2 separate regions of the Homo sapiens genome follow, and region 2 is linked to region 1. Evidence: read pairs that join two places in POLR2A ChIA-PET (ENCODE). Cell type or tissue: PC-3. All regions are shown on one strand. Each heading gives the region's core, and the rest is flanking DNA. Links, peaks and the distances in the headings are about the cores only.

Region 1 (11,608 bases), core at 3,619-8,618:
TGGAAACATGCTATTTATGCCATCAATGTATAGAGGTCCCTGTGATTAACATTTTGGTTCTAGACACTAATTTCCAGCACAACATGGTGCAGCATCAAATCATTGTCAAGCAGATAATGCCAGGCTTCCGTTTAAGGCATTCACTTCAGCTGCAAATTGACAAATGAACACAAGGCCAGTTCTGACCTAAATAAAGCATTGAATCTGATGAATCTAAAGTTCTAGCTCTGCAAGATTCAGAATTTCCAGGCACATGGAACTGGGGTTCTAAAATGCAATGGGCCTTTCATGGCTAAATTGATGACAGAGACCTACAGCTGGAAGTTATAAATTTTCTCAGAAGTCAAAACCCTCCCCTGGGATTCTAGTCAGGGGGCAGAATCATTAGTGTTGCCTCCACCTTAACTGAAATTTAGAAACTGCCATTTGCCACTTCTGTTTTAATTAACTAATTAACTTTGCTTTAATTAGCATTGTCACGAGGGCCCACTTTGGCTGTCTGCTAAAGCAACTGCTGGTCTCCCCACATTCATTGGCCGAATTACAATATGCCTAGAAAACTGGTTCATTTGTGTGAATTCCAATATACTCCAATTGTTGTCAGAGCTTTCATAATTTCCAATGGCTTATATTTCCTTCAGGCATTATTAGTCTGCATGAAGTGATGTTCATGCTATTTCTCGTTCTTTAGAGTCCTCCACCTTTTCCTTCTATCTCTCCAGATCCTACTCATCTTCCAAGGCTAGGACACCTCAATGAGACCCTATCAGATTTACCCATCTCACAGATTTTCCCACATCTGGACTCTTGGAGCATTTATTATGTATTCCATATATTTCACACATATCACTCTCCCTTTCTTCACTTGTTATTTATTCACAGACATTGACTGAGGACTGAGCAATACCACCACTGTGCTAGGCCCTCGGGATATTGAGTTTGTTTTGTGTACATATGTAACATTTTCACAACTATCTAATGCTGTCTTCAGCGTATTTATATCTCCCTTGGTGCCTAGCACAGTGCTTGCCATGCAGTGATTAATAAAGAGCACACAGAAGGACAGGTGGATTAGAGATCTGTTGGGCAGCACCTCATGGAGCTCACACTGCCTTCAGAGTGAACAAGATTACTCACTTTGCTGACTTGATGGGCCAGATTTTATCTGATAATGCTTTGTCCTAAAAATATAAGAAAAAAAATGCTTTCTTTCTAAAATCAACTTTTCTTTTTAAAATCAAGCTTCCATTGAATGCCTACTCAGCAGCATCAGTAACTGTTCCAGATCCTAGGGATACAGAGATAGATAAAAAACAATCTTTGGGAAGCCCTCAGTCTCCCAGGAAAGGCAGGATTAGAAACAGTTAAGTTCAATAAAGCAATACAGTGCCATGATAGGAGCCTATAGAGAAACAGAAGGACCCAAAGGTAGAAGTAGTAAATTCTGCCCGAAATTAGAAATAATGTTTAAAAGATACTCATTCAAACAAGAAAAACTATCTAAGTGTTTTAAACCCTGTTTAGAAGCCTTCAGGGCTTCTCCGCCCAGTAGGACAGGATAGAGCCATAAAGTTCTTTTGCATAATAGGAAAGGCCCTTGCTAATCTGACTCCTTCACCCTTAGCTAGCCTTGCTTCTGGCCACCCCCTGCCTGACTTTCCACACTGATCCTTATACAATTTCCTTGCTCTATGGCCTCTAGAGAGGCAGCTACTTTGGTATGAAATACACCTACCCCATCTCACCCTCAACTCTCACTTGGCCAACTCATACTCATCTTAGATACCAATTCTGCTGGAAAGCCTCTCCTGGCCCTCTGAGACTGCATTAAGTTCCCCTCCTTATGATCCAAATGAGCCATGTGCTTCTCACTACAGAGCATTTATCATCCCACGTTAGAATTGTCTGTTTAATTGAAAGACTCTTTTGCACCATCATCTCTAGACTCGCCACAGACACACACTATACCATGAACTTATTAAAGAGAGGAGCTTACTCATTTTCTGTATCATTTGCACCGTGCACAGTGCCAATCACATACTCAATACTCAAAAATGTTTGTTAAATGAATACATGGATAAATAACTAATGTCTGAGCTGCACTGGCATTTGCCAGTGAACAAGAAAAGGCTGAAGCTAGGGAGTAATAGTTATTGAGCACTTGCTATGGGCCAGGCACTGCTCTAAACCCCTTAAATGTAATGAATCTTTTTATATCCACAACAATCTATGGGGTAGGCATTATTAGCTCATTTATTGTACACATGAGGAAACTGAGGCAAACAGAAGCTAATTGACTTCCCCATTCAGATAGTAAGTAGAAGAGGAAGGATTAGAATAAAAGGAAGCTAGCTTCATAGCCCACTCAGGTAACCTTTAAGCTGTGTTCCTTATTCCAGCCCTTATGACAAACATGGCAGCCCTAACTGAGGAAAAACTGAGATTAATGAGTGAGGAGTAGAACTCCCCGCCAAGGAATTTCCTTGAAAACTGCTCCCTGCATCTTTATTGCACTGCACACTTCTGATTCCATCATATCCTGAATGAACCAAATTTGATTGTGAATAGAGTACACAAAAGCTTCTGAGATAAAATTTAAACCTTAAGAACTGCCTGAAATTTGGTGGTGATTTTCAAATATTTGTATAGATTTTCTTTATGAGAATAAAATCTGACTGACTTATTTTTATTATGTATAATATTTTTACAGGAATTGAGAAGACTTACACTACTTTTTGGTATAATATTTTTAGTTACAAAGTTTTTATTATAAACTTTTATTATGAGCTCTTTATAAACCACATTTTTACTCTGCTTCTATTTACTAATTTTTCCCTCCAAGAAGTCCCACAAACTTAAAAAAATAGAACTTTATAAATATACTTTGAGAATTATGCTGTTTTGTGTTTGTGTTGTTTGTTGTATTTTTTTTTTTTTTTTTTTTTTTTTTGAGATGGAGTCTCACTCTGTTGCCAGGCTGTAGTGCAGAGGTATGATCTGGGCTCACTGCAACCTCCACCTCTCAGTTTCAAGCGATTCTCCTGCCTCAGCCTCCCAAGTTGTGGGACTATAAGCGCGCACCACCACACCCAGCTAATTTTTGGATTTTTAGAAGAGATGGGGTTTCACCATGTTGTCCAGGATGGTCTCGATCTCTTGACCTCATGATCCACCTGCCAGCAGGTCAATGTTTCAAGTCATCTAACCCTTTCCCACTCTCTCCCCTTAGAACAAAATTACAGGAGTGCAGCCTGTGAAATCTCAACAGCAGAAATTGCAACCCTTTTCCAAATCCCACCTATCCCTTAGCACAATGGCATTCAACAGGTGCTTACTTTGGATAATAACAATTAATGAGGAACTGCAGAAACACTGACTGGAATGACAGCTCCCAAAAGCAGTGAGAACAACAAGCTGGGATTGTTGTTTCGAATGTGGGGCTGTATTTACAAACTCACCTGGCCATAAATCGCCAAGAGCTGAGTCACAAACCCTGATATAGTTACTTTTCTTTGGAGAGAGTGCCTAATCTGAAGTGAAATGAAATAGGCAAAGGATCCTTATGCTTCCCACCTTGGTTCAGTCCAGTGTAATTCAACCAGAGTTTTTAGAATAATCATTATATACTGGGTACATTGCTGAGTTCTGGGAGAATAAAGATAAACAAGACACAAAGCCTGCCCTTTGGAAAAGCTCACAGAGTAGTGGGGGAGATCAATTCATACACAAAGCAATGTTTTAGAGTATGAAGTGATGAGAGAGAAAAATGCACAGAGAAATCAGAAGTCACTGAAGAATAAACTAAGTCCAATTTGAAGGTTTCAGGAAAGGTGACACTTGAGTTGAATCTCAAAGGGATAGCATTAGGAGAAATACCTAATGTAGGTGATGGGTTGAGGGGTGAAGCAAACCACCATGGCACGTGTATACCTATGTAACAAACCTACATGTTCTGCACATGTACCCCAGAACTTAAAGTATTAAAAAAAAAAAAAAAAGGATGATTAAGCCACGTGAAAACCGTGGAATACACCATACTGGGAAACAACAGGAGCAACAGCCCAGAAGTATGAAACAACATGGTGTGTGCAGGGAATCACAAGCATGTAAAATGTGTGTCAGCAGGTAACAGGAGATGAAGCTGACAGGGAAGGGGCAGAGGAGGATCCTCTATTGTTTCCTTATAAGCTTAGCCTCAAGGAGCCATCAGCCAACCACCTTCCAGCTTTCCCAATTTCCTTTCAGTTGCCTCTTTTCCCTTCTTAACACCCACTTTAGACATCCAATTCCATAATACTCATGGCTACCTCCCCAGCATCAGCCTGATGCCTCCACACACCATATGCAATCAAAACTTCCCCTCCTCTCTGCTAGAGAAGAGATAAATTAATCTGTGCTATGATGATAAGGATTAATAATGGCTTGCTTCATCCTTTATGCAGTAAACACTTAATGAGCAACTACTTTATGACAGATACTGTGCTAAGTACTTTTATCTGTTATCTCATTGGATCTTCACATAGTATTTTAAAATAGAAACTATCATCGCCTATCCACATATAAAGAAAAATTAGTAACGGAAGCACATAGAGGCCTAATAGCCTTTAGTTAGTGAACTAATAGGTGGTAGAACCAAAATTTAGGATTCAAACGCAGGTCTATGTATCTTCAAAGCTCTTTTTCATTCCAACATTGCTTTACTGGTGGATTTATTTTCTCAAGCATGTATCTCATTTTGTTCTTGTTACTGTTGATAAATAAGGTCATGATGAATGTATTTCTGCCACATATTTTGACACAGATTTTTAGTCCCAGAGAAATAACCCTAAATGCAACATTTTTTTTCTTTTTTTGGTATATAGGCAAATCAGTCCAAGTGACCCTGATGGAACAAGGTAGCCGTCGGTGTCTCTCATGTCATAATTTGACAGAAGTAGTGTGGTATAGGGAAGTGAGCCTTGTCAGCGAAGACATGCATTCTAATCCTGACTTTGACATTTATAAGCCAGGACCCTAGACTAAGCACTTAAATTCTCAGAGCCTCTAGAAAATAAGGACAAAAATATTCATTTCACTCTGTATTGTGCTCAAAGGTCCACTGTGAACATAATACAGGATGTATCCCACAGGGCCATGCATGGTGGCTCATGCCTGTAATCCCAGAACTTTGGGAGGCTAAGGCAGGCGGATCATGAGGTCAGGAGTTTAAGACCAGCCTGACCAACATGGTGAAACCCTGTCTCTACCAAAAATATAAAAATTAGCGGGGCATGATGGTGGGCACCTGTAATCCCAGCTACTTGGGAGACTGAGGCAGGAGAATTGCTTAAACCCAGAAGGTGGAGATTGCAGTGAGCCAAGATTGCGCCATTGCACTCCAGCCTAGGTGACAGAGCAAGACTCCATCTAAAAAAAAAAAAAAAAAGAAAAGAAAAGAATGTGTCCCACAGTTCATATCCATGAAATGTGAGTTTTCTTTTCACTAATCCTGGGGTCATCTCATGACCCCACCTAATAGACAGTCCTGGTGACAATCTGAGTAGGTTACATGACTTTACTCTTTAGAATGCTACTGACATGGAAATATTTGACTTCAGGAATCCTGCCTGAACTACTAGGAAATCATTGCTCTATCCTGGGGATCCATGGCCCTCCAAATTTTCATTACATCCTTCGGTGGCAAGTTAATAAGTTTCTGCTTAACTGCTTTTCTAGAAGTCAAACTTTCCTCAGGGTTTAAAGGCGGTTTGTGAGTTTTAGCCATTTCCCTCATTCCTGTTGTGGTTTGGCAGTGCATTTATGATTCTTCATAAAAAATATGAGTTTTAACTTGGCCCAGAACATGTGGATCCATCTTTACTTAATTACATAGAAACTAAATGATAAATCACTGCAATAAATTTTATGCATCATATAATATGAAGCTGTATTTGGTGAGGTATGTGTGCGCTTATGTTTTTCATGTATATTTAGTCAAAAAATTTAAAAAAGCAACTGAAGAAAATAGTCACAGCATCTCTCAGGTGCATAAGCTTTGTGCCTAGCCTTGCTCTGTGGCATCACGACAGCACATTCTGGATAAAGAAGTTGCCAGAGTGCGTGACTCCCCCTCTGCTGAGTTAAAACGGCACAGCCAGAAATACAAACTAATAATGCTGTTTCTTTCATTTATTTATGTGACTTTTTAGTTTGAGAAAAAAGAGAGACCACAACTTGGTAAACAAACATAAATCTGTCATTGGCCATGTTCTTCCAAAACAAACAGTAACTGAAAAGCAAAAAGCATGGTGAATATAATGAGGCTCCCAGTGAAAAGAATAATTACAATCAGCATTTGTTAAGTAAGTCCCAGTCCAGTCGCGTGAGACTCTTTTCCATGTGTTTTGCGTACTACTATTTTATGGGGTAAGACTTCCCAACCCAGAGTTTCTGATTCAGTTTGTCTGGAGTAGGGCCAGAGAGATTGCTTTGCTAAGGAACTTCCAAGTAATGATGACATTCCTGGGTTAGGAATCACAACATAGATTCACTTTGAGAACAATGGACTTACATATTCTAAGCTCACACCAGTGATATGAGTCAGATATTATTAACTCTGTTTTAAAAGTGAGAAACTTGAAGCTGAGGGAGGTTAAGTGATCTAAGATTACATAGCTGGTAAGGGACACAAATGGTCCTGACATCCAAGGTTGTCTGAGTCCAAACAGCATGTTCTTTCCACAGTACCATGACTGGTAAGCTTTCAAGAGGATATGTCAAGTGGGTAATTGTTCCCTCCTTCCTGTTTGCTCCATATTCAAACTTTTGTTTTGCAGATTCATTAAACTCTAGGACATTGCTGGCCCACCTGAGGGTAAGATAATAACACTGCCATTATAAGAGGCTTGCTATTGGTTATTAAGCATACTCTCCACTCTGCCCATCTGGTAAATTCCATAGCAGTCTCAGAGATTATGTGAAAAGTCTTCATCCACCTTCTCCACTTCTGGTTGAGGGGAACACTTTTTCACCTCACTAGGAGCCAATGTCCAATCCAAAAGATTATTTGCCCTTCCCCTACATTCAGGTCCAAACAAACAACTGCATCAGTGCCAGATGCAGGAACATAGTTAATTAACAGGGAATTAGAAAAGAACTTGGGATATAAGTTGGCTAGTATCTCAGCATCATCATGTAGAATTGCTGTAAAAACAAAAGCTAAATTAAACAAAAAAATCTTATTACATCTTCAATAGCATGAATAAAACAAGGGAAGTAATAGGATAGAATAATATCAACCTGGAAGTCCTCTTTAGTAGCCAGATGATGGCCCCCAAACATGGTCACATGCTATTCCCTGGAACCTGTGACTATGTTATCTTACATGGCAAAAGGGACTTGCAGGTGCAATTATGTTAAGGAAAGATGATCCTGGATTATCCAGTGGGCCCAATGTGATCACAAAGATATTACAAGAGGGAAGCGGGGTGCCAGAGTCGGAGAGACATTTGAAAGTGCTATTCTGCTGGCTTTGAATGTGGAGGAAGGGTATAGAAGCCAAGGAATGCAAGCAGCCTCTAGAAGCCGAAAAATACAAGGAAATGGATTGTCCCCTACAGCCTCCAGAAAGGAATGTAGCCCTACTGACACCATGATTTTAACTCAGTGGAAGCCATTTCAGCCTTCTGATCTCCAGAACTGTAAGATATTAAATTTCTTTTGCTTTAAAGCCACTAAATTTGTGGTCAACTTTTAAAGCAGCAATAGAAAACTAATACACCCTTCATAAGATCTGGATCCCAGATGAATGATCCTTTCCTAACCACAACACTCCTTAAAAGGTAGACTATCTTGGATTAGGCAAAAGGAGAGGAGATTTTGGTCTTCCCTACCCAAAACTCCTGTGAGGTTTTATGACATCTTACAAGGTTTTACTTTGGTCATACGTATCACACAGAAAGTCACTGTATTTTTCCCCCCAACATGCATGTTCTACCAGAGATCATTGAGGACAAGAATATATTCATCCCTAGGTTGGCTCTGAGTAGATACTCAGTAAATCACTGTCGTGGTAATACAAGGTGTGAAAATGAGAGCAAGTTCTACCAATTCCCCCTACTTATATTCCTCAGGGATAAACAAGCTCCTGCTGTGCTATACCATCCATCTTAATTTTCCCCTATGCTGTGGCCTGTTCACTTTTACTCTGGATCCCACTGGAGTCTTGATTAGAAGCTAAAGAGAGCAGGACCACACTTGGCCCATTAGTGAGAGTCAGGCACACCAGACATTGTGCTCTGACTCAGGCAGACACATTATGACAATGCAGAAAAGGCACAGAAGGAACATCAGAGGAAAATGAGGGGGAACAGGAACTCTGAGTGAACTGTGGACACATCTCTCAGGAACTATCTAGCCACTGGATACAGCTGAGTGTACGGCTTATTGCTGGAGAATGGACCAGGACAAAAGTAGACTTTTCTCATCCATGCACAGAGCTACGGCCTGCCAGCATAGCAAAATGAGAACCAAATGTTCTAGCCCAAATGGACTAGCAAGCACTTTTCCCTTTGATTGATTAACTAATAAAAACACAAGAAAAATTGATTTCATCATTCACTCACAACAGAAGTCCAACTTCAGGACTTGTCTTAATCTAAAGAATGTTTAAAATGTCCGATGGTACTTGAGAAAAACTGAGCAAATTGACTTTAGTGAAAAACTTTAAAAAACAACAAAAAAAGACATGTTAGCAGAATGCTAATGTGATGAACTGGAGCTAAGCAGTTGCAGACTTCTGATGTCTTGGCTGTCTTTTTCACCTTCAAACTCCAAATCCCTACATCAAAGCACATGTTATCTAATTTCCCCTTGGAAATTTTTAGAGGCTTTTGTTTAATTGCATTCACTGTACAGACACTGCTCTGTGACTGTATCTCCAGGGAGAATAGTGCCAGACAGACTACGAGTTATGGGCTGAGAGGAGCAGACAGCTTTTAAACTCTGGGGCATTTCTGACCATCCTCAGTAATGCTAGAGAAGAATCAGACCTTGTGTGTCAACAGTCTATGGACTGTTTTTCCTCCTCCTTTTCTTCTCCCCTCAACCCCTAACCTGGTCCCCAGCAGTCAGTCGACCAGGTCCCTTTCCTGGCCAGTAGGTGGCAGGCGAAGTTCTTTGGGCAACTCCAGTGAGAAAGCCTTTCTGCCCAAGATGCACTCAGCTTGTGTAGCAATAATCAAAGACTACCACTGTGGGTTTGCACAGAGAGCTCAATGTAAGCAGCAGAGACAAACTTTTGCAGAAGCAGTGGTAAGAGTAGAGGTGCTGATTCCCAGATGGACCAGCTGAAGAAGATTCCTAATACAAATTTCTAAATTTCATCTCTTGGTTTGCTGATTATCATTGATATCACATTTCCATAACCATAAAAATGATATAACAGTCCAGCCACGATGGCTTATGCTTATAATCCTAGAATGTTGGGAGGCCAGTGGGAAAGAATCACTTGAGGCCAGGAGTTCAAGACCAGCCTGGATGACATAGCAAGACCCCATCGCTACAAAAAAATTAAACAAAATAGCTAGATGTGGTGACAGACAGCTATCATACCAGTTACTCAGGAGGCTGAGGTGGGAGAATCACTTGAGCCCAGGAGTTTGAGGCAACAGTGAGCTATGGTCATGCCACTGCACTCCAGCCTGGGCAACAAAGATCCTGACTCAAAAAAAAAAAAAGATGTGACATTTAAAAGTTGGAAAAAATGAGCTGTAGCTGTTTCCTAGAATGTTGATGCTAGATTTTAAAAACATACACCTCACACACCATAGAAGAAGGCTTGCCTAAATATCTTCCTACCAGTCACTTTTGACAGTGAAAATACCTTTACAATTCAATGAGTTCTGCTTCCAGTGTTAATTCTTCAGAGTCAAACTACCATGATCTTCCATTGATTGGTGATGTACCATGTGCCCATGTGTACTCTCTGTTTAATCTAATTCACTTCTTACAATAACCCTGTAAGAAAAGTTTATTAGACCCCTATACTGATGAGGACACTGAAGTGTGGAGAGGGAAAGAAGCTTGCCCAAGGCAGTGAGCGGCTAAACTAAGGTTTGAATTCAACTGTTGAGGTTAAGAATTTTAGCTCTAAAATCTACTAAAATGTATCAATTTCTCTAAAGCTTGACCTTGTGAATAAGAATCGAATCTGCCTTGTCACATGCTTACTCATCCCATTTCTGGAGGGGGAAAAAAGAATTGTGAAGGGGCACGTAGCCTTTTACTATCAGGGAAAATTAATATGTCAGAGTCTGCAACATTTTATACCTAAGTAAGTGCTCAATGCAAGTATGAAGAGGTTGAGGTCTGCTGGTGGGAGGTAGATGAGAAAAGAGACCAAGAATGAAGTCAGACTGTTTTTGCAACTATCACAGGATTTAAAGTCAAGTTCTTGGACACTCCAGCTGAAGTCTAAATAGGCAGAACCCACAGAAGGGAAAGTGGAGTGTAGGATGTGGAAAGGGGATGATAGGGGCTAATGATAACTAACTTCAATGAGCATTTATGATGTAGCAGGTACTACTGTCAGTACCACATAGACATTCACTGAACCACTAAAACAACCCCATGAGACAGGTAACATTACTATTCCCATTTTATAAATAAGGAAATTGAGACATGTGAAATTGAGACTGACAGTAGCAGGTACTACTGTCAATACCACATAGATATTCACTGAACCATTAAAACAACCCCATGAGACAGGTAACATTAGTATCCCCATTTTATAAGTAAGGAAGTTGAGACATGTGAGGTTAAATAAATTGCCCAAGGACAAACAGCTGGAAAGGATTGGACTTTAAATTCAAATCTAAGCAGTTTGTCTCTAGAGTCCATTAGCTTAGCTACCAGAAATTATAAACACTAAGATTGTATTTGAAAGACTGGTAAAGAATTTGTAGGAATCAATGAAATGTCAGTATTGAGAAAGACATTTGGGAAATTATCATCATTACAACTTGATTTCAGTTAGGAATCTTCCTATTTAAGCCTCTTGATAAACTGAATAAATGACTGTCCATTTCCCTGTTTTCTTTTTTTATCCCCCCCACTCCCTTATCAGTTTCTCTTTCAGAAGATATAAAGCCACTGTCTGAAGTACTCATCTGTATTATAATCCAGTCAACGTCTGAAGACAATATGGTTTGGTCATGAAAGCAAATGTACACAAGAAGCACATTTAAGTTTCTTAGCTGAAATGTCTGCATAATGCAAGCAGGGCTGACTTGAACTAAATTGGTACACGGAGTTGGATGTGTGTCCTAAAGACAGATTCAGATGAAGTACACGGTTTCATTTTATCAGTTTTATTTTTATTTCCTTTCTTCAAATGAAAACTACTTCTAAAGTTGTTGTGGAACATGTATTTTAGAAAGTGGTCAGGTACAGTTCAATTTCATCAGCTATTTCTTAAGCACCTACCTAGTAGAAATACTTAAGTCAATTTTTAGAATTAAGTGTACTTGACAATCTGGATAATTTTAATATTTAAATCAGATCATTAGAAGAAAATACTATTTTGACCAAGAAATTAAGTGATGATTTTATCATCACTTCTCCAGACCTT
Region 2 (11,608 bases), core at 3,537-8,536, 1.8 Mb after region 1:
TGGAGGAAGTTTAGACCATGGAGACACAGATTCCAGCTCTGCCATTTATAGGATCTGTGACTTTGGTCAATGCTCCTTACTTCTCTGAGCCTTAAGTTCCTACTCATCTGTAAAATAATACCAACTTCACAAGGTTGTAATTGCCTGTTGGGTTCTTCCTGCCCTCTGCACAGTCAAAATCTGTTCACTGAGGTTGGGGCATTGCAGTAGAGAAAGAGTTTAATCGACACAAGGCCAGCCCATACAGGAGAACTGGAATTCTCACTCAATTCAGTCTCCTTGAAGGCTCAGAGCTTAGGGGTTTTATGCACAAGTTGGTGGGTAGGGGGCTGGGAAATGGGTGCTGCTTATTGGTTGGGGTTGAAAGAGTAGAGGTGTGGAAAATGGTCCTCATGCAGTGAGTTTGCCTCTGGGTAGAGCCACAGGATTAGCTGAGTCATGAGTCAGAGTCCAGGAGGGGTCAGTCTGAAAGATATCTCAAAAAATCAATTTTAGGTTCTACAATAGTGACACTATCTATAGAAGCAATTAGGGAAGCCACAAATTTTATAACCTCTGGCCACATGACTCCTGAGCGGTAAGGGATTATAGAAACTATGCCAACACTTTAGCAGAATTCGGGCCCTTCCCAGAATCCTATTCTAGTTTACAAAGATAGTTTTCGAAAATAAAATAAAATAAAATAAAAACCCCACAAAGGGAGTTTTCAGTCCCCGAGCAAGGAAAGAGTTCATTTTAGGGAGGGACTATTATCATCCTTGCTTTTCAGTTAACCATAAACTAAATTCTACCCAAGGTTATCTTGGCCTATGCCCAGGAATGACCAAGGACAAGTTGGAGGTCAGAAGCAAGATGGAGACAACTATTTTAGATTTCTCTTACTGTTGTAAGTTTGCAAAGGTGGTTTCAAGGTTGTTGAGAAGACCAAATAAATATGTATAGAATCAACCCATGCCTTGTATACGGCAAATACTCAATAAATGTTTGCTGTCATGGACTAGTATTGATTTAACAGAACCAGAGTCTTGGGCATTCACAGCATATCTTGGCCTACTGCTTTTTGAACCTCTCTCTCTTTTGTCTTATTCCATTTGGAATCTTTTTTCTTCTCCCTCTTTATGTTTCTTAATTTTTCCTTTGTTGTCAGTGCTGCAACACAATGCATGAGGATTTCACAATAGGATGCATTGGAGCCAATGTTTTCCACTTGGATATGACTTACACACTCTGCCCTGCTGTTGTCAATAACAATAAAGGGGTGGAGGGTGTGGTTTACTGTACTGAATAATGCTGTGATCTGTGTTTTTGAAAACTGCTCCAACAAAGGAAGGAAGTTGTCTATGGTGACACTGCTGGCTTTTATAACATAAATATGAAGCTCTGTGTTATTGTTTGGCAAAAATCCCAAAATTTCCTTCAAGAATCTCAGGCCAAGTTGAGAGCCATCTATAAAATGCAGAGCTATATTCAATAAAAAGCAAAAATTACTCCAGATGCCAAAAATCCTTATAAACAAATACTTTGCCAAACATACACAGTCTTTTCTCTCTCCTGATCAGTCTCCCATCTGTATACAGTGCAAGGTCACTGTCTGGAAAGCTCAGTGTGTGAGATGCCCATGAGAATGTCAGGGAGTTGGGACTGGTCTTGGGGGAGACAGACTACTGGGAACTTAGGAAATTAGAGAATTAGGTTACAATGGGTAAAAGGGCCAAGAGATGGAGAATAAGTGCTAACAGAGCCATGGTGAAAGTTGGCCTGTTCCAGGTTAGAGCAGGGAGGGGTGATGCAAAAACAGAAGGAGAATCTATGGTAAAAATCTGGGCCATTCCAAAAGTGTCATTAAAAACTATGCCAGGGCCTGGGCTGGCTTCATGTGCATGTAACTTGTTTAAACACACAGGGTTTCACACTCAGAAGAGCCTCATGCTTGACTCAATGTCCTGTTGCTGCTATCTCCAAATTTGTAATAATTTTTGAACAAGAAACTCTACATTTTAATTTTGCACTGGGCCCTAAAAATGATGTTACCAATCCTGACCAGGGAGAATTGAACCAAAGACTCATTTCCAGAAATTAAAGCTGGAAGAAAGAATGAGGGAAGGATGAAAGAGTGACCACTCTTGGTTATCAGAGCAGGGAACAAGTACGGCAAAAAGTCACTTTGGAACCTAACCGAACGAGGCAGAGGTCAGTGACCCATCCTGAATGAGCAAGGACTGCGGCAACAGCTGACACCCCCAGTATGGGCTGTGCCTTGAAGTGTGCCTGGCTCAGGGTGCTACAGAGCACTGGCCTTAGGAAAGCTGCCCTGTGGCAGGTGTCAATCCCTATTCAATCAGCTGTGGCCACATGGACAGGGTCTCATGGGCACAGCCAATCAACAGGGAGGGAGAGAAGCAGAGACAAAGTACAGGCAAAGGAGGGTTCCAGACAGACAGAGCTAGATAGAGATTTCAGCCCTGCCACTTACACGTGTTGTGACTTTGGGCAAGCCTCCGGACTTCTCTAAACCTTGGTTTCTTCATACGTAAAATGAGGGAAACAATACCTATTCACAAGGTTGATGAGAAGATCAGATGAGATGTAGTATATAAAGTTCTTACCGCTTTGCCTGGCACATGTAAATAATCAAGTTACTATGACAAACTAGGGTTGGTTTAACAGAACCAGGTTTAAGGAAAGTATGTTCTAATTCCACTGACTGTGATCATGGGCACACTACTTTACATCTCTGAGCCTCAGTTTTCTCCTAAGTAACAGGGAGATAGAAATCTAATACCTAAGACAGTGCCTTGTACGTAGCAGGTACTCACTAACTGTACATTAAATGAGTGAGTGAAGCTATGCATCCTGCTCCACTGCAATAGGGAATCTGAAAGCTATTTGCAAAGCTGCAAAGAGCTTTACAACCATAATAATTACCTTTTTGTTGAATCCAGAGAGTCAGATTTGTAACTTCTCGGGGGGTAGAAATCAAATATGTTTGTGGTCACCTCACCCTGAAAATAAAATAACTTTCTGCGCACTTGCCTGCTTGGGGATTTGGGTCACTCTTTTGTTACTGGCATCATTGCATAGCTAACTAATCCCAGTGTAAATAAATTGGGCTGGGAGTTTTTGCATTGCTCCCCTGCCCTCCCCCAGGTGTTTTTTTCTAGCATAAAAGGGAAATAATGTGATCATAAGGATACCACACATCAAAAAGTATACTTAATGGCAAGACATTCAATATGCGTGTGCCTAAATCAGATGAATTCAGAGCATATCATTTCTTTTCATTATAGCTCATGAAGCATGAAGTGTATTTAGGGAGAAAAAAAACTCATTCATCAGCCTCAGAGATGCCAAGAAAGGAAATGCCTTATGTATGAATGATAAAAAGCACATATTTTTCTTGCTCTGAGTTTACATATCCCATATGGGATAAAAGGAAATCCAAGTGTCACCACCATACCAAGTGCCTCAGATGAGAAGAGTTTCTCAGTCTTCAAGGGTAAAATAACAGTGTGGACACCAAAAGGCCAAAGGTGAGCTTGACCAAACTGGAGGGACCTTGAGACTCAGTAGATTATTAAGGCATTCCACATGTTCTGCTTTGGATGATGGCAGTGTGACATGGTTAACAATTGCTACTGAGGTACATCTGGCTAAATCTCCATGAAAAATCTGTGCTCTTTCTTCCACTGTATAGAGTTGTGGTTGCTGAGGCAAGGGCTATGTCTCCTAGGCCTCTAGCATTAGGTGTGGTTGTACAGATAAGTTCTCACAATGGAATGTGAGTGGAAACGATGTGTGTATATCTTTGGAGAAATATCAATACAAATTTTTTGCCCATTTTTATTTGGGTTACTTGTCTTTTTATTGTTGAATTGTAATAGTTCTTTATTAGTCCCTTATCAGATATATGATTTGCAAATTTTATTTCCCATTTTGAAAGTTACTTCTTGCTTTCTTGATAGCATTCTATGAAACACACAGTTTTAAACTGTGAAAATCCAACTTACCTTTTTTTTGTCGTTGCTTGTGCTTTTGGTGTTACATTTAAGAAATCTTTGCCTAATTCAAGTTCACAAAGATTTGCACCTATGTTTTATTCTAAGAATTTCATATATTTAGCACTTACATTTTGGTCTTTGAGCCATTTCGAGTTAATTTTTGTATATGGTGTAAAGTAGGAGTCCAACTTTATTTTGCATGTGGATATCCAGTTGCCCCAGCACGACTTGTCAAAATAACCTTTCACCATTTGTCGAAATAAGTTTTTCTATTGAACATGTTGGCACCCTTTTTGAAAATCAATGGACTAGGCTTTATTTCTTGGTCTGAATTCTATTTTATATATATATATACACACACATATATATATACACACACTATATATATAATATATATGTATATTGTATATATATATAATATATATGTATATTGTATATATATATAATATATATGTATATTGTATATATATATAATATATATGTATATTGTATATATATATAATATATATGTATATTGTATATATATATAATATATATGTATATTGTGTATATATATATAGAGAGAGAGAGTCTTATGCTAGTATCATGCTGTCTTGATTGCTGTAGCTTTGTAGTAAGTTTTGAAATCAGAAACTGAATGAGTCTTTCTATTTTGTTCTTTTTCAAGATTGTTTTGCCTTTTCTGAATCTTTGCATTTCCATTTGAATTTAGGATAGCTTGTTTGTTGAATTCTGTAAAAAAAAAAAAAAAGCAGCTAGGATTTTGTTAGGATTGTGTTGACTCTGTAGATCAATTTGGGAAGTATTGCCATCTTAATAACATTGTCTTCCAGTCCATGAACATAGGATGTCTTTCCATTCATTTAGATCTTTAAATTCTCTCCATAATGTTTTATAATTTTTAATATGTATTTCTTGTGGCTGGGCACAGTGGCTCATGCCTGTAATCCCAGCACTTTGGGAGGCCGAGGCAGGTGGATCACCCAAGGTCAGGAGTTCAAGACCAGCCTGGCCAACATGGTGAAACCCTGTCTCTACTAAAAATAGAAAAATTAGCTGGGTGTGGCGATGGGCCTCTATAGTCCTAGCTACTTGTCATGCTGAGGCAGGAGAATCACTTGAACCCAGGAGGTGCAGGTTGCAGTGGGCTGAGATCACACCACTGCACTCCAGCCTGGGTGACAGAGCAAGACTCTGTCTCAAAAACACCTATATATATCTATACAGATATGCATTTTGGTTACATTTATTCCTAGGCATTTCATTCTTTTTGATGCTGCTATAAATGGAATTGTTTTCTTAATTTTAAGATTATTCATTGCTAGTATATAAAAATACAACTGATTTTTTTTTATCCTGAAACTTTGCTATACTTATTTATTGGCTCTTATAGTTTTATTTTGGTTTGGTTTTTAGCTCTTTGTTTCTTTGCTTGTTTATATTCCTTAGGATTTTTATATACAAGTTCATTTCGTTTGATAGTGGAGACAGTTTTACTTCTTCCTTTCCACTATGGAACCCTTTTATTTTTTTTCTTGCCTAATTCAATACAATGTTGAATTGAAGTGGCAAGTCTGTATACATTCTTGTCCTGTTTTTGATTTTAGAGGGAAAGTCTCAAGTCTTTCACCATTAACCATGATGATAGCTGTGGGTTTTTCATAGGTGCCCTTCATTAGGTTGAGGAACTTACCTTCTATTCCCAGTTGAATATTTTTTTATGAAACATAGTTAGATTTTGTCGAATATATTTTCTGCATCTACTGAAATGATTGTGATTTTAATCTCTATTGATATAATGTATTACATTGTTTAATGTTTATATATTAAACCAAACTTACATTCCTGGGATAAATTCAGGTCATGGTATATAATCATCTTTTTATGTTGTTAAATTTGGTTTGCTAATATTTTGTTGAAGATTCTTGCATCTATATTCATAAAAGATATTTGTCTATAATTTTCTTTTCTTGTGATATCTTTGGTTCTGCTATCAGGTAATACTGGCCTTAAAAATGAGTTGGGAAATGTTTCCTATTTTTTGGAAGAGTTTGTGAAGGATTAGTGTTAATTCTTTTTTTTTTTTTTAATTTTTATTTTTATTGATCATTCTTGGGTGTTTCTCACAGAGAGGGATTTGGCAGGGTCATAGGACAATAGTGGAGGGAAGGTCAGCAGATAAACAAGTGAACAAAGGTCTCTGGTTTTCCTAGGCAGAGGACCCTGAGGCCTTCCACAGTGTTTGTGTCCCTGGGTACTTGAGATTAGGGAGTGGTGATGACTCTGCCTTCAAGCATCTGTTTAACAAAGCACATCTTGCACTGCCCTTAATCCATTTAACCCTGAGTGGACACAGCACATGTTTCAGAGAGCACAGGGTTGGGGGGTAAGGTCACAGATCAACAGGATCCCAAGGCAGAAGAATTTTTCTTAGTACAGAACAAAATGAAAAGTCTCCCATGTCTACTTCTTTCCACACAGACACGGCAACCATCCGATTTCTCAATCTTTTCCCCACCTTTCCCCGCTTTCTATTCCACAAAACCACCATTGTCATCATGGCCCGTTCTCAATGAGCTGTTGGGCACACCTCCCAGACGGGGTGGCGGCCGGGCAGAGGGGCTCCTCACTTCCCAGTAGGGGCGGCCGGGCAGAGGCGCCCCTCACCTCCCGGGTGGGGCGGCTGGCCAGGCGAGGGGCTGACCCCCCCACCTCCCTCCCAGACAGGGCGGCTGGCCGGGCGGGGGGCTGACCCCCCCACCTCCCTCCCTGACGGTGCGGCTGCCGGGTGGAGACGCTCCTCACTTCCCAGACGGGGTGGCTGCCGGGCGGAGGGGCTCCTCACTTCTCAGACGGGGCGGCTGCCGGGCGGAGGGTCTCCTCACTTCTCAGATGGGGCGGTTGCCAGGCGGAGGGTCTCCTCCCTTCTCAGATGGGGCGGCTGGGCAGAGACGCTCCTCACCTCCCAGACGGGGTTGCGACCGGGCAGAGGCGCTCCTCACATCCCAGATGGGGCGGCGGGGCAAAGGCACTCCCCACATCTCAGATGATGGCCAGCCGGGCAGAGACGCTCCTCACTTCCTAGATGGGATGGCGGCCGGGAAGAGGCGCTCCTCACTTCCTAGATGGGATGGCGGCGGGCAGAGACGCTCCTCACTTTCCAGACTGGGCAGCCAGGCAGAGGGGCTCCTCACATCCCAGACGATGGGTGGCCAGGCAGAGACGCTCCTCACCTCCCAGACGGGGTGGCGGCCGGGCAGAGGCTGCAATCTCGGCACTTTGGGAGGCCAAGGCAGGCGGCTGGGAGGTGGAGGTTGTAGCGAGCCGAGATCACGCCACTGTACTCCAGCCTGGGCACCATTGAGCACTGAGTGAACCAGACACCGTCTGCAATCCTGGCACCTCCGGAGGCCGAGGCTGGCGGATCACTCGCGGTTAGGAGCTGGAGGCCAGCCCGGCCAACACAGCGAAACCCCGTCTCCACCAAAAAAATACGAAAACCAGTCAGGCGTGGCGGCACGCGCCTGCAATCGCAGGCACTCGGCAGGCTGAGGCGGGAGAATCAGGCAGGGAGGTTGCAGTGAGCCGAGATGGCAGCAGTACAGTCCAGCTTCGGCTCGGCATCAGAGGGAGACCGTGGAAAGAGAGGGAGAGGGAGACCGTGGGGAGAGGGAGAGGAGGGAGAGGGAGAGGGAGAGGGAGAGGGCCAATTGATTTTCAACGACAATGACCTAGTGTTAATTCTTTTTAAAGGAAATTTTTGTACCAATAAATCTATCTAGTTTTGGGCTTTTCTTTGAGTAAAGTGTTTGATTACTAATTCAATTTATTTATTTGTTATAGGCCTATTCAAATATTTATTCCTTCTTGAATCAGTTTCAGTAGTTTGTGGCTTTCTAAGAATTTGTCCATTTCATTTAGGTGATCTAATTTGTTTACTTACAATAGTTCATAGTATTCCTTTACAATTCTATTTCTGTAAGGTTGATAACAATATCTCCTCTATCACTGTTGATTGTAGTAATTTGGGTCTTCTCCCCCTCTCTTTCTTTTCCTGGTCAGTCTAGTTAAATAAGGTTTGTGGATTTATTCATTTAAAGTTTCATTCTTAATAACTAATTTTTGGTTTTGTTAAATTTTTTTCTATTAGTTTTCTATTCTCTATTTAGTTTATTTGCATTCTGGTCTTTATTATTTCCTTTTTTCTACCTGCTTGGGTTTAGTTTGTTCTTGACTTGAAGCTTTTCCTTTTTGAGGTCTTTATTCTTTTTTTTAAATATAGGAATTTATAGCCCTTGTGAATTCTTGCAGCAACCTTACAAAGGGGTAGAATTATCCCTATTTTCAATGTGGAAACTGAGATAATCTAAATGACTTATTTAAGGTCATATAGCCAGTCAGTGGCAGAACTGAAATTATAATATCAGTTTTCTAAATGGGAAACAAGGGATTAAAATTTAAACTCTTATATTTTCTCTTTGCTACCTTGCTTCTAAAATATTAACATATCCCCCTGAAGAAATGATTCCCTATTTAATAAGTGGTGTTGGGAAAACTGGCTAGCCATATGCAGAAAACTGAAACTGGACCCCTTCCTTACACCTTATATAAAAAATTAACTCAAGATGGATTAAAGACTTAAGCATAAGACCTAAAACCATAAAAATTCTAGAAGAAAACCTAGGCAGTACCATTCAGGACATAGGCATGGGCAAAGACTTCATGTCTAAAACACCAAAAGCAATGGCAACAAAAGCCAAAATTGACAAATGGGATCTAATTAAACTAAAGAACATCTGCACAGAAAAAGAAATTGCATCAGAGTAAACAGGCAACCTACAGAATGGGAGAAAATTTTTGCAATATACCCACCTGAGAAAGGGCTAATATCCAGAATCTACAAAGAACTTAAACAAATTTACAAGAAAAAACCAAAAAACCCTATCAAGAAGTGGGCAAAGGATATGAAGAGACACTTCTCAAAAGAAGACATTTATGCAGCCAACAAACATATGAAAAAATGCTCATCATCACTGGTTATTAGAGAAGTGCAAATCAAAGCCACAGTGAAATACCATCTCACGCCAGTTAGAACGGCGATCATTAAAAAGTCAGGAAACAACAGACACTGGAGAGAATGTGGAGAAATAGGAATACCTTTACACTGTTGGTGGGAGTGTAAATTAGTGCCACCATTGTAGAAAACACTGTGGCAATTCCTCAAGAATCTAGAACTAGAAATACCATTTGACCCAGCAATCCCATTACTGGGTATATACCCGAAGGGTTATAAATCATTCTACTATAAAGACACATGCACACATATGTTTATAGCAGAACTATTCACATTAGCAAAGACTTGGAACCAATTCAAATGTCCATCAGTGATAGACTGGATAAAGAAAATGTGGCACATATACACTATGGAATACTATGCAGCCATAAAAAAGGATGAGTTCATGTCCTATGCAGGGACATGGATGAAGCTGGAGACCATCATTCTCAGCAAATTAACACAGGAACAGAAAACCAAACACTGCATGTTCTCACTCATAAGTGGGAGTTGAACAATGAGAACTCATGGACACACAGAGGGGAATATCACACACCAGGGCCTGTTGGGGGGTGGGGGGCTAGGTGAGGGATAGCATTAGGAGAAATACCTCATGTAGGTGACGGGTTGATGGGTGCAGCAAACCACCATGGCACGTGTATACCTATGTGACAAAACTGCATGTTCTGCACATGTACCACAGAACTTAAAGTATAATAATAATAAATTAAATTAAATTAAAATTTTAAAAAGTCCCCTTGAAAATTGTAGCACCACATTTTATGCCACACTGTTTCATACTATTCTGTAACCATTGTGATCATTGTGTGTACATGTGTGAGTGTATTTTGAAAGTTCAAGGAAAGCATATTCTTTGAGGGTAGAAAGTATTCTATGAACTTCTGTATGTGACCAACTCAGAGCAATAATTAGTTTAACATATGTATACACTAATAGAATATACACATTACCCTTTCCCTTGTATTATACTACTTTATTTTCACCAAAATCCTATTGATAAGTGATACTACTGGATCCAGAAGCTCAAAAATGTTAGCATGTGGCCAGACCAGTGTTCATAAGAGGTGGGTTATAGACATAAATCCAGGTGACAATTTCAAATTTTGTGCTCTTTCTATTCTACATGTTTATAATGAAGGTAAAATGGAGTGCCTTAAAAATGATGTTTAATTCATTCATTCATTTATGTATTCCAAAAATATTTATTGATCCTATTATGTGCCAGGCATTGTGCAAAGTACTGGTGATAAGTGGTAAGCAAAATCAGGCATGATCCTTTTACTCATGGTTCTTACCATCTAGTGGGCTAGACAGGTATTAATCAAGTGGTCACACCAATAAATGTATAGTTACAACTGTGATAAACTGTAGGACATAGACTTGCATCAGATGAATAAATAATGAGGCAATCTGACTGGTAAGCTAGACAGAGTAAGGCTTCCCTATGAAATATTGCTTTACAGAATTCTGAAGTTAAGTAAGTAGGAGCTAAGTGGAAGGCAGGTAAAGAGCATTCCAGCTAGAAATAACAGGCTGTGCAAATGTTCTGTTGTGGCCTCAGCTCTTTGAGAAATCCAAGTGTTTTGTTTACTCTATTTAAAACATTGTATTCAAAACCAATATGACATGTTACAACTGAACAGGAAAACAATGCTATGTGTGAAAAAGGCAAGTTAATCCCAGCTTTTGCAAAGCCTGATTTATCTTCCCCTCTGCTTATCAAGCACTCACATTGAGGGTAAGGAAAGGAACAAAAAAGGAGGCAATATTACTAAAAATTTTTAAATACAAATCTGTGCATGTCACTCCCTGCTTAAAACATTTCTGTCTCTTCATTGTATACAATAAGGGTTTTATGCATAAACAAGTTTTAGGAAGCAGAGGGTTGAACAATTTTAATTTTAATAGTAATATATTTATTTTAATGTATAATTATTAAAATTACACTAGTGATTTCACATATTTTTTTCTCAGGGGGAAGCTCAAGTAGTTATGCCTATGGTAATTCATCTTACAAAGTTGACATGGATTACAGGAGCATTTTTCAGCCATGCCCAGTGATTTTTTAAAACCTCAGTAACCAAATCTCTGCCTCTACATTCCAGGGGTATACATTGTGCAGATGATATAAATTGTTAGTATGGATCTTCACATCCTGAATTTCCATGTACAGTGCTATGCGTTTCTAAACCATATATTAAAACATCACTTCCAATGGTACACAGGTATAAAGATACCAGCCAATGGTTTTTGAATTCTTTTTAGGTGTCAGGCACTGTTTGTAAGCACTTGACATGTAGTAACACACTGAGCCTTCATAACATTTCTATGAGGTATCATCTCCATTCTGCAATGAAGAATTGGAGCACAGAGAGGTTAGGTAATTTTCCCAAGGTCACGCTGCCAGTAAGCAGCAAAGCATAGATACAAACCTGAACTTGCAGCTCTGGTGGCCCTGCTATTAACCACCATAGCACAGAATTGGCCAAAACAGTGATGGTGGGACAAAGGAACAAAGTTGGGCTAACAGGAATAC

The links. Peaks named below come from ENCODE experiments on the same cell type or tissue, not always from the same donor. Only the 100,000 strongest peaks of a DNase experiment are listed, where the experiment ranks them.
Region 2: POLR2A ChIA-PET joins it to region 1 with 7 read pairs; 1 of 35 experiments calls an interaction of 5 or more read pairs at or near these places.

Annotation. Positions count from the first base shown.
Region 1 is chr11:88,550,142-88,561,749 of GRCh38, reverse strand. All of the region lies in intron 8 of GRM5 (glutamate metabotropic receptor 5), which reads left to right. Among named protein-coding and RNA genes, the nearest start is that of GRM5-AS1, 51 kb to the right of the region's middle. RefSeq lists a silencer at 9,015-9,309. In PC-3, for the core only: no CTCF peak of the experiment used is centred there; DNase peaks (open chromatin) are centred at 5,759 and 6,479; H3K4me3 peaks cover 1,383 bases; H3K27ac peaks cover 4,726 bases.
Region 2 is chr11:86,727,623-86,739,230 of GRCh38, reverse strand. No RefSeq gene overlaps it. Among named protein-coding and RNA genes, the nearest start is that of ME3, 61 kb to the right of the region's middle. RefSeq lists an enhancer at 9,050-9,219. In PC-3, for the core only: no CTCF peak of the experiment used is centred there; no DNase peak of the experiment used is centred there; H3K27ac peaks cover 1,243 bases.